Linked DNA regions of Homo sapiens: region 1 is linked to region 2. Evidence: chromatin contacts called from ENCODE Hi-C or POLR2A ChIA-PET data. All regions are on one chromosome and are shown on one strand. The core of a region is the stretch at or near the end of the contact, and the rest is flanking DNA. Distances in the headings are between cores, read along the strand shown.

What was found. A loop is a pair of places that touch in the nucleus more often than their neighbours do. ChIA-PET counts read pairs that join two places held with the same protein, here RNA polymerase II (POLR2A). Pooled maps may share reads with other maps.
Region 1: a map of posterior cingulate gyrus shows a loop between it and region 2 (10-fold over the local background). The contact joins two enhancer-like sites. A Hi-C loop is called at or near these places in 2 of 168 maps with a recorded cell type or tissue (A673 and posterior cingulate gyrus) and 8 of 50 pooled maps. POLR2A ChIA-PET finds 5 or more read pairs at or near these places in 2 of 52 experiments (BJ and WTC11).

What each region holds. Positions count from the first base shown.
Region 1 is chr6:90,607,737-90,613,948 of GRCh38, reverse strand. No RefSeq gene overlaps it. Among named protein-coding and RNA genes, the nearest start is that of MAP3K7, 24 kb to the right of the region's middle. RefSeq lists enhancers at 1,161-2,109, 3,067-3,567, 3,568-4,068 and a silencer at 2,810-2,879. Within about 2 kb of position 3,532, at least 16 of the 41 ENCODE cell types and tissues checked have a DNase peak (open chromatin) inside an H3K27ac peak, as active enhancers do.
Region 2 is chr6:91,078,883-91,084,176 of GRCh38, reverse strand. No RefSeq gene overlaps it. Among named protein-coding and RNA genes, the nearest start is that of MIR4643, 440 kb to the left of the region's middle. Within about 2 kb of position 1,841, at least 2 of the 41 ENCODE cell types and tissues checked have a DNase peak (open chromatin) inside an H3K27ac peak, as active enhancers do.

The sequences.
Region 1 (6,212 bases), core at 2,283-4,782, 470 kb after region 2:
AATATATTTTTCCCCAAAATATGTACACCTATTCCGTATCAGGGAAAAAAAAAAGATAAAAAGAAAATCTTCACCCCTACAGAGCAGAGATGATGCTCAGGAGACAAAGAAAGCAGAAGGAAATATATATATATATATATATAATATATATACATATATATATACATATATATATATATATACAAATGTAAAACAAAATTGTAATTAAAATTGAAATAGCAAAAATCCTGAGAGTAAAAATTACTGCTACACCATGTTTACTTGAAAATACAGATTTTCAGGGCAAAACAATGAGGCAAAAGTGAGTTTGTGCTTGACAAAAAGATTCACAGTATCACTTTGCAATATGAATAAAGCATGGTTCAATCAGTAAAAACAGAATATACATATACATACCTCTTTTCTGGTATGCATGAATATCGCAAATCTGTAGTATTTGTACAATAATTACTCGATATAAGCTTGTTCAATAATGGATCATCATTTATCAATTTTTAGCTCCCATTCTGTCTTCTAAACCTTGCCAAATAGCTATAAAAATAAGAATAATCAGGTGGGAAGTATATTTTAAGAACGGGTCAAATGATTTAAGATTGGATCAGTCCTCCCCTTTCTCTTCACTGCCCAGACAAAGGCTAATACATGATTGTCAGATCTGGAATCCATAAATGTCATAAGCACAAAGCTAAATAATCCACATCATTGGGGGGAGGGGTGCAGAGGTAAAGAGGAGAGAAACAGAGAGATCACGTTTAAAGAAAACATATTATTATCATACTTTGTAAATGTTGGTTAAATAAATGTTTTAATCTTATTGTAATATATTTTTCCTAGTTTCCGTGCTGCCTAAATTTTTCCTATCTAAATTACTACCTGGATTTGCCAGTAAATTTCCTTTTTTTTTCTACATTTTCTATAGATCTTTTAATCTTATCTGTCTCCAGGTTCTCTCATCCCTGCCTCTCTCCAAACCCTTCTTTCATTAGTCTATATAATATAATCTATTTTCCTCTCAATAATTTTATTTTTTCTTTTTTAATCTTAAATCTGGTTTGTACACAATCAGGTATATAGACAACAGTAGTGACTAATACAGGATGCTAAAAAATAGGTATAAAAATAGCAACATCATTTTATTTTTAATTTTTTAATCAGGTTTTTTCCTCGGGGAGGAGTCTACCTTACTTTTTATTGTCATAATCACCTTTATTCCGTTAAAGGCATAAATGTGAATCAACATTTCCAACAAGAGCTCAAATCCTAAACTAGAAGTCCAGAGAATTCACGGTATGTAAAAACTTGTGGGTGCCTTCACTTTTTAATGGGAGTAGATTTGGGTCTGGATGAAGTCACCGATGTTTCTCAGAAGAAACAAATGTCAGCGCGACCTATTAAAGTCAACCCTGAGCTAGGCAGCAACAATGAGCTAGGGATTAGCATTGACAGCTCCCTTAATGTGATTCTTTTGGACAGGGATTAATTTAATGTGTTGCTGTCAAATGAAACAAAAAACGAGATGGATTTACTAATGACTCTATTCTATACCACACACTTTTCCACTCCTGATCTATGTCAGAATGAATCTGACAGCGAGAGAAAATAATTTTTTAAATGAAAAGGAAGAGACATTGCCTTCTTGACAAACTTTCAAGAAAGGAGTTTTCACTGGGCTCCCAAGAGGAAGGATGAGCGTGGGGTGCGCGCCCACGTGGAGGGAAGCACTGGGAACCGCTGCTCCAACGAACGCGCACAGCACCAGGCCCGGACCCGGTGTCAGGTCCCAGCTTTGGCACAAACTGGCAAGACAGCCTTAACTTCTGCAGGCCTCAGTTGCCTCCGATGTGAATGTTAACGGGTCTGTTACGCGGCTTCTAAATTTCCCCTTAGCTCTAAATTGCTCACCTCTAGAAGAGGGAGCCCCCAAACCCACCAGGAGCTCTAGTCTTGTTTCAAAGACAACTCGGCTGTGAGGCTGTGACAGAGAGGGGGCGAACCACAGAGCGAAGGGTTGATCTTTAGCAAAACGGTTTGCCAAGTCAAATGCTAAAGCCTCCTTAAAATAATTTGGATTCTTCTTTGTTCTCCCTAACAAAGAAACTTTAATTCGCAGTTCTCTGAGAAGAAAGACAATGCAGACAAGCCATTTTCAGGTGAAAGGTGTCTCGTCAATTGATAATCATTGAATAATCACTGAGGACTGGCAGGAGCTATTCTTCGAATGGGGTGCTCATAATATGCAACTGCATCGATTTACAATATAGACTGGGCAAGATTCGTCCTTGTGATTGTTTTGATTTGCCCCCTGAGGTACAAACGTTGCTAGTCTTGTGTATTTGTGTATATTCCTGTAAGTTACCCTGAGGTTTGTAATAGCCCAGGCCCCCTCGTGTCTGAGTCTGGTCTCACCGACAGGGATGCCCCCTAGCAGCGTCTGAGCCCAGGCAGACACGTTGTCCCCGCCCGGCGCCTAAGCCCTGGGACGTGTGGTTGACTGGGCTTCAACCCGGTGCAGCCCCCGCCTGCAACCCTCGGGGCGCGCCGGTGTGGCTGGAGAGGAAAGAGGTGTGGGCCGGGACGGGGACGCCCCGCGATGGCGAGGCTGGGAGACCTGCCCGTGGCGCAGGAAGAGCTTGAGCGAGACGGGGAGCGGAGGGATGGGGGATGCTTCTCCCCTCGCCACAGCCTAGACGCCTCCCGGCCCTCGCTCCCCTGCCCAAACTGCGGCTGGGGAAGGGACGCCAAGAGAGGCTTCCCGGTCGCGCCCCTGAAAAGCGCCGTTGCTTGGGGAGGAAATGGCTCCCCGCCCGGCCGCCTCCTCCGCGCGCGCCTGGCGCCGGCTCCTTCCCGGCCCCCGGCCGCGCTCTGCCCGCCCCGCGCGTCCTCTCCCCCGGCGGCCAGCGTGGTCTGGCCGGAGCCCCGATCTGGGGTGAGGAGCGGTGAGAATCCTGGCTCTGGCACTTAGCTCGGTGACCTTGAGCAGTCACCTAACCTCTCAAGGTCGCTGCTTTCCCACCCGTAAAGCGAGACTGAAGCCGCCGTCTCTGCGGGCTCCCGAGAGGATGAAAGGAAGGATGGAGACCCAGCCTCAAGCTCCCAGTGCCCGGCCCCGTCTCCGTCCGACTCGTTTCTTCCTCTTCTCTATTTTCTGCCTACTCTTCTCTAGTGTTTCCTGTCGTTTTTGATTCTGTGTTTTTCCTCTTGGTTTTGTCTCCCCAGTCTCTCGCAGAATCCATTTCCTTTCAATTCTCCTTTTTCTCCCGTGTTCGTTATTGTGACCAAATTCATCAAAGATTGGTTTCCACTCCATAGACCCAGGCCTCCCCAAGAAACCGCCCCCACCCCCATAATCTCCAGCGCCCCCTCGCCGGGCTATCCCAAATAAACAGACAGTCAAGAAAGAACTCGGCTTACTACACAAACACGGTCTTAAGACACACGTCCCCTTCGCACCATTTCCAACCATGAAATTTCTGCTACGTGGGACCTCTGAGACCACGGCTTCCCTGAGGACAGGAGCCACCGTGGCTTCTTTGTCACCATGTCCCCAACACCAGGCCCAGAAATCCATGCGAGGGCTGGAGGAACGTCGGCCCGCGACCGACGAGCCGAGTGGGGAGCTGAGACTGGAGCCCAGACTTCCAAATACTCCTCTTGGTCCTTGGTACAGAGAAAAACGAAATCGTATATGATGTTCCATAGTCAAATATGAACATATTATTTAAAAGCACAATGTTGACTTGTGTTTTTTTAAAAACCATGTTCCGTAACTTTTACCTGTAGAAATGAGGTTTGGATCAAGTTCTTAATTATGAAAGTTGGTTAAGAGAGAAAATTAAAACACCACCAAGTTGAATTGCCTAAAGATGAGCTGCATTTATACTCATTTATTGAAACATTTTAAAGATACTTAAAAATACACGTTATTTCTTTACAACCAAAAACCACACTGTATACACTATCATAGTATATATAACACAAAGATTATAAAATGTCGTAAACTATAACCAAAGTATGTACACGAACTTTTTTAAAAGAAGAAAAAAGCTAAGGAAAAAAAAACTCTTGTAAAGAAGGCTAAGAAGATAATTTTTAGTTGCTTGCAAGTTACTTCAAACCTAAAAGTAACAGGTTTCCTTTGAAATTATTTCTCATTTTTATTAGAATCTAATTGAAGATCACCTGTAAAAGGTGGGGGGAGGAAGACAAGTGGGGAAATAGCAGTTCTAGGTAAAGATTTTGGAAAAAGTAAAAGAACCACAGTACCACCTTGTGGGGAAGAGAGATTTTTTTCTCCTTCAATATTATGGTGGTTTTATTTCCCTATACTACAGTCACACACACACACACACACACACACACACACACACAAATTAAAATAAAAACAAAGACATTTGGGGCTCAAAGCAAAAATTTAGTTGTGATAATATGCTTTCTCTAATATTTTTAACACACTGGCATGTTCATATTAAAACTTTTAAGATTATACTAGAAAGTTAAACATAACAATATGTGATATTAAGAAATTTTACTCTTAATGCTGCAAATAATCCCATAAATCAAACGTCAAATGTTAGGCATGAAATAGTAAATATAAAACCGTTAGCACATTCTAACAGAATAATAATTGTTTTAAAATTAGCTTTGATTTCAGTATTAAATACAATTTATGCATTTTAAAAATATATTTTTTTTCAATTGCTTGGACTTGGAAAAAACATTTTTAGATAAATACAAAGCAATTTTTATATATTAAAGTTGTTTGTCTCATTATATCTAAGAAGGGTGGAGCAGCCAGACATTTATAGAACTCAACAATTGTTACCTTAACAAAACCGTTCTAGCCACTTTCAGGATATAAAGAGGGCACAGATCATAAAGCTTGAATTTTAAAAAGTAAAATTGTAAGACTCCAGAGCCAAGAAATGCAAAACAAAAACTGCTCCTCATCTATTGTACATCTGGAAATATCTTAAATGACATGAATGTTTCCTGCTCTAAACGTGTTTTCCGTGAGGCAAGAGGGAATTCAGGGGTTACCTGTAGGCATTCTTTATTCTTTGTGCTTTAGAATCACAGGGCTGGTATATCCCTCTGACCTTCAGGAAGGACTAAATCAAAAGCATCCCAGGAAGAGACCAGTGTATTTCAAACTGTGTTCAGCAGAGCCCTAGGGGCTGTCAAAAGATTATGAGGGGAGGGAAACACCGAGAGAGGCCCCTCACTCGCAGCTTCCACCAAGCAAGTCTGCTTTCATCGTTTTCACATTTAGGAATTCTGCCTACAATTCAATGTAAACAACAGGCTCTGTGGCTTTAAAAATCCAACTAATTTTGTATAAGTCTAATAAATAAATGTCGTAAGAAATGTCCTGATGCTTCCTGCAAGTTTATTAACAAATGCACTTCAGGAGCAGCCCACCATGCTTCCACATACTACATTCTTTTCTTCTTTAAAAAGATTCATTCACTACAAAATGTACATAGGTTGGAAAACGTTTTTCAATTAAAATGGAAGTACATTAAACTAAAAATCTCCTTCTCATAACCCCAACCCTTTCACTCCCCAGGAGTAACACAGTTAACGTTCTGATTTGTATCTTCCTAGACAGTTTCCCTGTGTGCACAGGCACAGGCCTGTATGGGTGCATACACATGCCCACCCACAACAGTGTTTGATTGTTTGTTTGTTGGTTTGTTTCAAGAAAACAGGATTATATACCTGTGTTTTTTCTTCTCAATAACATAACAACATCTTTCTGTGTCAGTAGCTACAGAACCACCTCATTCCTTGCAATGACTCCATGGTATTCAAGGTATGGATGTGTATAACTTATTTAATCTCATCCTTCCTGTTGAATATTTGGATTTTTCCTCTACTTAAAAAAATATTTCCTACACTTTTCACCTGGCCAACATCTATACATACAAGTTTCAGGTTTTTTAAATGTTTCTTCCTCAGAGTAAACCACACCATCAACTTATAAGAAGTAACAACTGCAAATTTTTAAAACATAATTTCTCAATACAATATACTTTTCCTGAAAGAACATTTTAAATACAACAGAATAGGATTTTTGTAAGCATAGTTTCGTATTAATTTCTTTACTGGGAAACAAATAAACCTACATCTTTTTAAGATTTTTTTTCCAGTACCACACAAATGAGATTTATGCTTTTTTGGAGAGCTACTTGGCTGCATCCATCGATATTTAA
Region 2 (5,294 bases), core at 592-3,091:
CTGTGATTGAGCAGTGAACCCCAGGACTCCAGAATGAATACTCTATCTGCTCACTCTGTAGAGAGATTTGTAGAGCGTGCATTTGGTTTAAAATACCAAGTTTATATACCTAATTCTTCCTTCAGCAATTGTAGTTATATATAACCAAATGAGGCAAAGTTGTGCAATAGGTGAAATTTGTCCACTTTGTACCTGTCTGGGGCCTTCTTCTGAGCCCCGTGCCTCCTGACAGTGCGCCTACCACAGCCTTTGGTAACCAGGATTCTCATGTTTTTTTCTACCTTCCATATTAAAAAAAAAAAAAATGCTGTCAGTTGTTAAAATGATTTAACAAATATTCCAATGAAGGACAAGTGGCCAGAGCTTCTTAATATAATCCGTGCACAAAAAGTATTTATTGAATGACTATGGACTGGAAGAGTACTGTATCTTACTGACTTCATGGCACCAAAAGTTCTAAGACTCAACAGCAGATGGGTTTAAAACCTTTACATTGATTCTTGCATAACTAAAGCAATAACTTAAGAGTCGTGTGGCAAGCTGCTCTCACTTGCTGATGCTCAAGTTAGTTGTAATTAAATGAGAGAGGGTGGGGGAGAGGGAGAGACATGGGAAGAGGGCATGGGTGGTTGTGCAGAAGATTAAAACACAGATTAATGTACCCTATGAATGGGGTGGGGGTGGAAGTGGAAGCAATTTCCAGAACGGGGAGTGGGAAGAGTAAGAAAAGTCAATTGTACATGTGGCATTTCAACACCGCAGCATTCCACCAAAACCGAGAGCCAGCTCAGCAGGGAACATCTGCCAGTTGCTTCCAAATGAAGGGGAATCATTCTTCCAATGAGAAAATAGTGATGAAGGATCGTCTTGGACTGGGAATAAAACTGAATTTTTACAGAGCCAACATCAGGCTTATTTTTTAAAATATTCCCACAACATTTAGATGTGCAGCGAGAAAAAGAGAAGAAGGAATCCACTTCCCCGGAATTGAAAGCATATCGGAAAAAGAGTTTAGTTAAGCATGTGCCTAATTTAAAGTACAGAAGTTTTATCAGGCTGAACCATATAAAGCTGTCATTTTTGTAAATCAAAAATGGTCAGATAGAGGCGATTTTACATGGTTCAACCTAAAAGAATTGAAGCAGTATTAATCAATATGTAGCTGTAAATCACAGTAATACCTAATCATTGTAAGCTGTGTTTTGTTCATAAAATAATTTTGCCATTGTCACACAGCTGGTAAATGGAAAGCTTTCTAGCTGGTGAGGTCTCCTATCATTAGCCCACATGTAGCTTCCATAGCACATTTATTCATTCAGCAAATATAGTTGAACGTTTACCATGTGTCATATACTGTGCTGAAGATCATTTTTTTAATGTGGACGAATTGCCTACTATTTCTTGCATAGCCTTTGGCCTCTAAGCTATTCACTGGGAAGCCTAGTGTGTTTTCAGTGTGAGTCAGATCAAAACTGTAAGGGGAGGGACAGGGTTGGTAAGAAGAAATGATAAAGAGGAGTTGCAAGCCTCACAATGACTTTATCTGTTTTTTCATATAAACACATCTCTAGAGGAAGGCATTTTAGACACCAAGGCCAGCCAGGAAAGGGAGCCAGCCTGGCCTGGAGCAGCTAACTACAAAGAAGCCTACGCAGCCCTGCCTCCCAGTCACAGCCCACTGTGCCCACATGAGGCCCACCCACAGGCAGGCAGAGCAGGTATGCAAGCAGCATCAGCATCGCCTGGGCATTCTTTAGAAATGTCTATTCTCAAGTCCCACCACAGCCCCACAGAATCATAAGCCCTGGGGGTGGAGCCCAGCAATCTGAGTTTTAACAAGTCCTCCTAGTGATTGGATGCACACATTAGTCTGAAGAACACTGCTTTAGGGAAGAGGAAGGCCGTGCAGGGATTAAGAAGGTTGAGGGCATGCGGGAACCCAAATGGTAACAAAAGAATCAAGGCAGCCCGGAAATACAAATCCTGTTGAATTTCACATTTTCATATGAAAATATCAAGTTGTTTTTTACTAGGCATTGAATCACATGAAAACTTAAACCACAGATAATACCAATTACTAACACACTGAGGAATTACAATGTTCCAGATTATTGGTTAAGTTCTCCACACAGATTTCATTTACTCCATCAAGAAACCTTATAATGCAACTATTTAACAAATAAAAAAATAGATAAGAAGTGAAATAACGGGTGGGTTAAATAACTTTCCATTTTCCATGCATTTAGCAAGTCGTGGGACCTAATTCAAAGTGAGGCAGTCTGATTTCGCTCAGCTATCTGCTACATTTCACAGGACATTCTAACACATCGTATCTCTTATTCCCAGCATGAAAACATGCCCATTCTCCATTCATTCTTCATTCAAAGTACTGTAGCTCCCACAACAAGGTGAGAGAAAAAAACGATGTATACTCTTTGCTGAGTTCCCACCCAAACCAAATACATTTTAGTGTTGGGAAAAGCATCCATCAGAGAACAAAGGATGTAGCTCCACCTAGTGGATAAATGTCCCCATTTATTTCAAATCGCCTTCTGTTTGTGCAAGAGCACAGTAATGAAAACAGAACCTAGTCCTGACAAATCACTACAAAGCTAGCAACCCCAGCTACAAGCAGAGACTTTGTTAGAAGTGAGCTCAGCTGTATTCCTCTTGGTCAAGACCCTATTTTGTGAGCTGTATGTGCAACAGCCCATTTTAGAGTATCACAAGAAGGACACACCCAGCTAGGAACTCTGTTATCCCCTCAATCTCTCTATGCACTGCTTTCTACCTCTGTAAATGCAGACAATACAATCTGACTTCTCTGAGTCCTGCTGGTAGGAATAGCAAAGAAGATTATGCTTGCAAATAAGAAATGTTAATTCTGCTTAACTACAACAAATCCCAGTTAGGCTTCATGGGATAAGATATACCTTTCATTCTCTACACACCCTTCTGAGAAAAGAAGTACAAGAGGGCAGGTGGGAAAAATGGAGCTCAAGAAAGTAAAGCAATTTGCCTTTGTTTATTTAGTGACAGGTAAACAGCTGACAGGTTTTTCTTTTACTGGCTTTATCTGACTCTGGATCCAGATCCATGATGAAATGAAGCCATTGCCCCAGGACTATGCTCCAGGGGTCATTCAGAATGGTCTAAGGAAAATTTCAACTTCCTGTGATTCTGCAATGGCCCTAAACAGATATAACTGAAATCTGCTTTAACTAGCCACAGCAGCAACATTGCCCAACATGTAGGAAATATTTGCTATATGTCAATGGGCTTCTATGTTCATTGAAGCTCAGGAGGCGTTGCATTGAATGAAATAAAGTCTGTTCACTGAAGTCCAGACCCTCATATGCTATTTAAATGAAGGCTCTCCAAAAGAAACATCTGGTCCACTCTATTCCCTAAATTATTTGGCCAAGGATCCTTTCTTTCTTTTTTTGGTAGAGCACCCAGTAAGACTGGTGTTCAGCGGGATATGCGATGGGAAACCCTGGCCTAGGGTGGATGGTGTGCTTATCACCAACCCTGCCCTCCCAGTGCACACCTTAAAATGATGTGCCAAAACAGGCCATTTCACATCAACATGGTAACTCTGGTAACCAGCATTTAAGATATTCAGGTCTTTCAAAATAAAATATTTTTGAGAAAAGTGAAATATTAATTGTAATTTTCCAGTATAATTCCACGTAGTTGTTTCTCAGTGGCTAGCTCCATCCCTTTCAGGGCTTCATAGACAGGACAGAACAGTCTCTTAGTCTATCTCCTCCTCAACACATGCCTCTAAGTCTGAGTGTTCTGCCCTCCAACCTCTCCACAGTTCTGGTGGCTCCCTCCCATCTCCTGTGTCTGATTCTTCCTTCCAGCAATGAAGGATGCATTCTGCTGTGTGGCCAACATAGACTCTGGGAATTCAAGGAGACACAAGACACAGCCTCTGCTCCCAAGGAGCTTAGATTCTTATCTCTGGGATTGCTCATATCTGCTCAGATGCCTGGCTTTATTCCCTGACTCTAAGGACTGAGGATCGTTAGTGGGGTTCTCCTGCCCCCTGCAGCAGCACTCAGTGGCCCTGCGTTGGCTCTGCTCTGGATTTTCCCATGACTTCCCAGCACACCCACAGCTGCCACCTCTGCCCGGCTGTTTCACTGAGTAGGGCTGGGGCTGCTGCTGGAGCTGCACATGGTGATTTTTGCTGTATTTTCCACTGCACAGGCTGCTTGCTCCTAAAATGGTAAAGGCTGCTTCTACTACACAACTTTGCAAAAACAGGTGAAAGAGAGAGGAGATGGGAGAGAGAAAGAGGCCCCGGTCACTGCATGCTATCGGTTCTGGGAAGCCAGGAGACAAAGAGCTGTCACCCAGTCCTCCATGTTTCACAAGGGGACTCTGAACAGTGTCGAAGAGCAGCTGCAGTGCCAGCCTAACTGTAGCGCTTCCTGGGAGTACATATGAGTCAATATAAACAGGTTCCAACATTTTTCATCTTCCCTATGGTATCTAAAGGCAGTGCTCCTCACGGCCTTTCCATGCCCAGCTCAGGAGGCCACCAGCTCACTTGGAAGCCCTATACTGGGGACCACCTTTCATTAATAGAGTTTATGCTTATCCTTGCAGCTCTCCCTGCTCCCACTCAAACAGGATTTTCTTTTATCACTCTAATTTCAAAATTACACCCAGGAGAGAGGGAAGGAGATTCTACTCCTCATTTCCTCCCTTCTGAGCTGCATGGTCCCCTTTTCTCCAGGCTCAGAGGCCATTTAATACAATTGTAGGCTTGCCCAGGAACAGAACCACCATTTATCATCTCACTTCTAGGAGAAATGATGATGCCTGGAGCACAGATACAGGCACCAGGGAAAGCAAGCCTATTTGATAATCGAAGGGATAAATCCAAGGGTCACTCCACCTTCTGATATAAAAGCTTTAGAAATGAAAGTTTATGCATTGGGGACTTCTTTTATTTAGGCTTTGGCTGACTGATCCTCCAAACCCATCAAAAATAAAAGAGCAAAGTCAGTCTGAAAGTAATCTTTGTTCCATATAACTTAAGATGAGACAGGGGAGGAGAGGGAAACTACAGTCCCCAGGCAATAGGTAGCAGGGAGTCCCCTGCCAAAAGGTGCAGAAGTTGATCTCTGACATCTTGGACAACTAATGGCTCCCATCTTGCTCATTATAAGAGTTGGACCTTATCCTGTAAATCAGGATAGGAGGCAGTGGCAGCTTCGCATCCTGCTTTGAAAGGATGCTGACTCCTACCATAGATCATCTGGAAAACTCCAATCTAA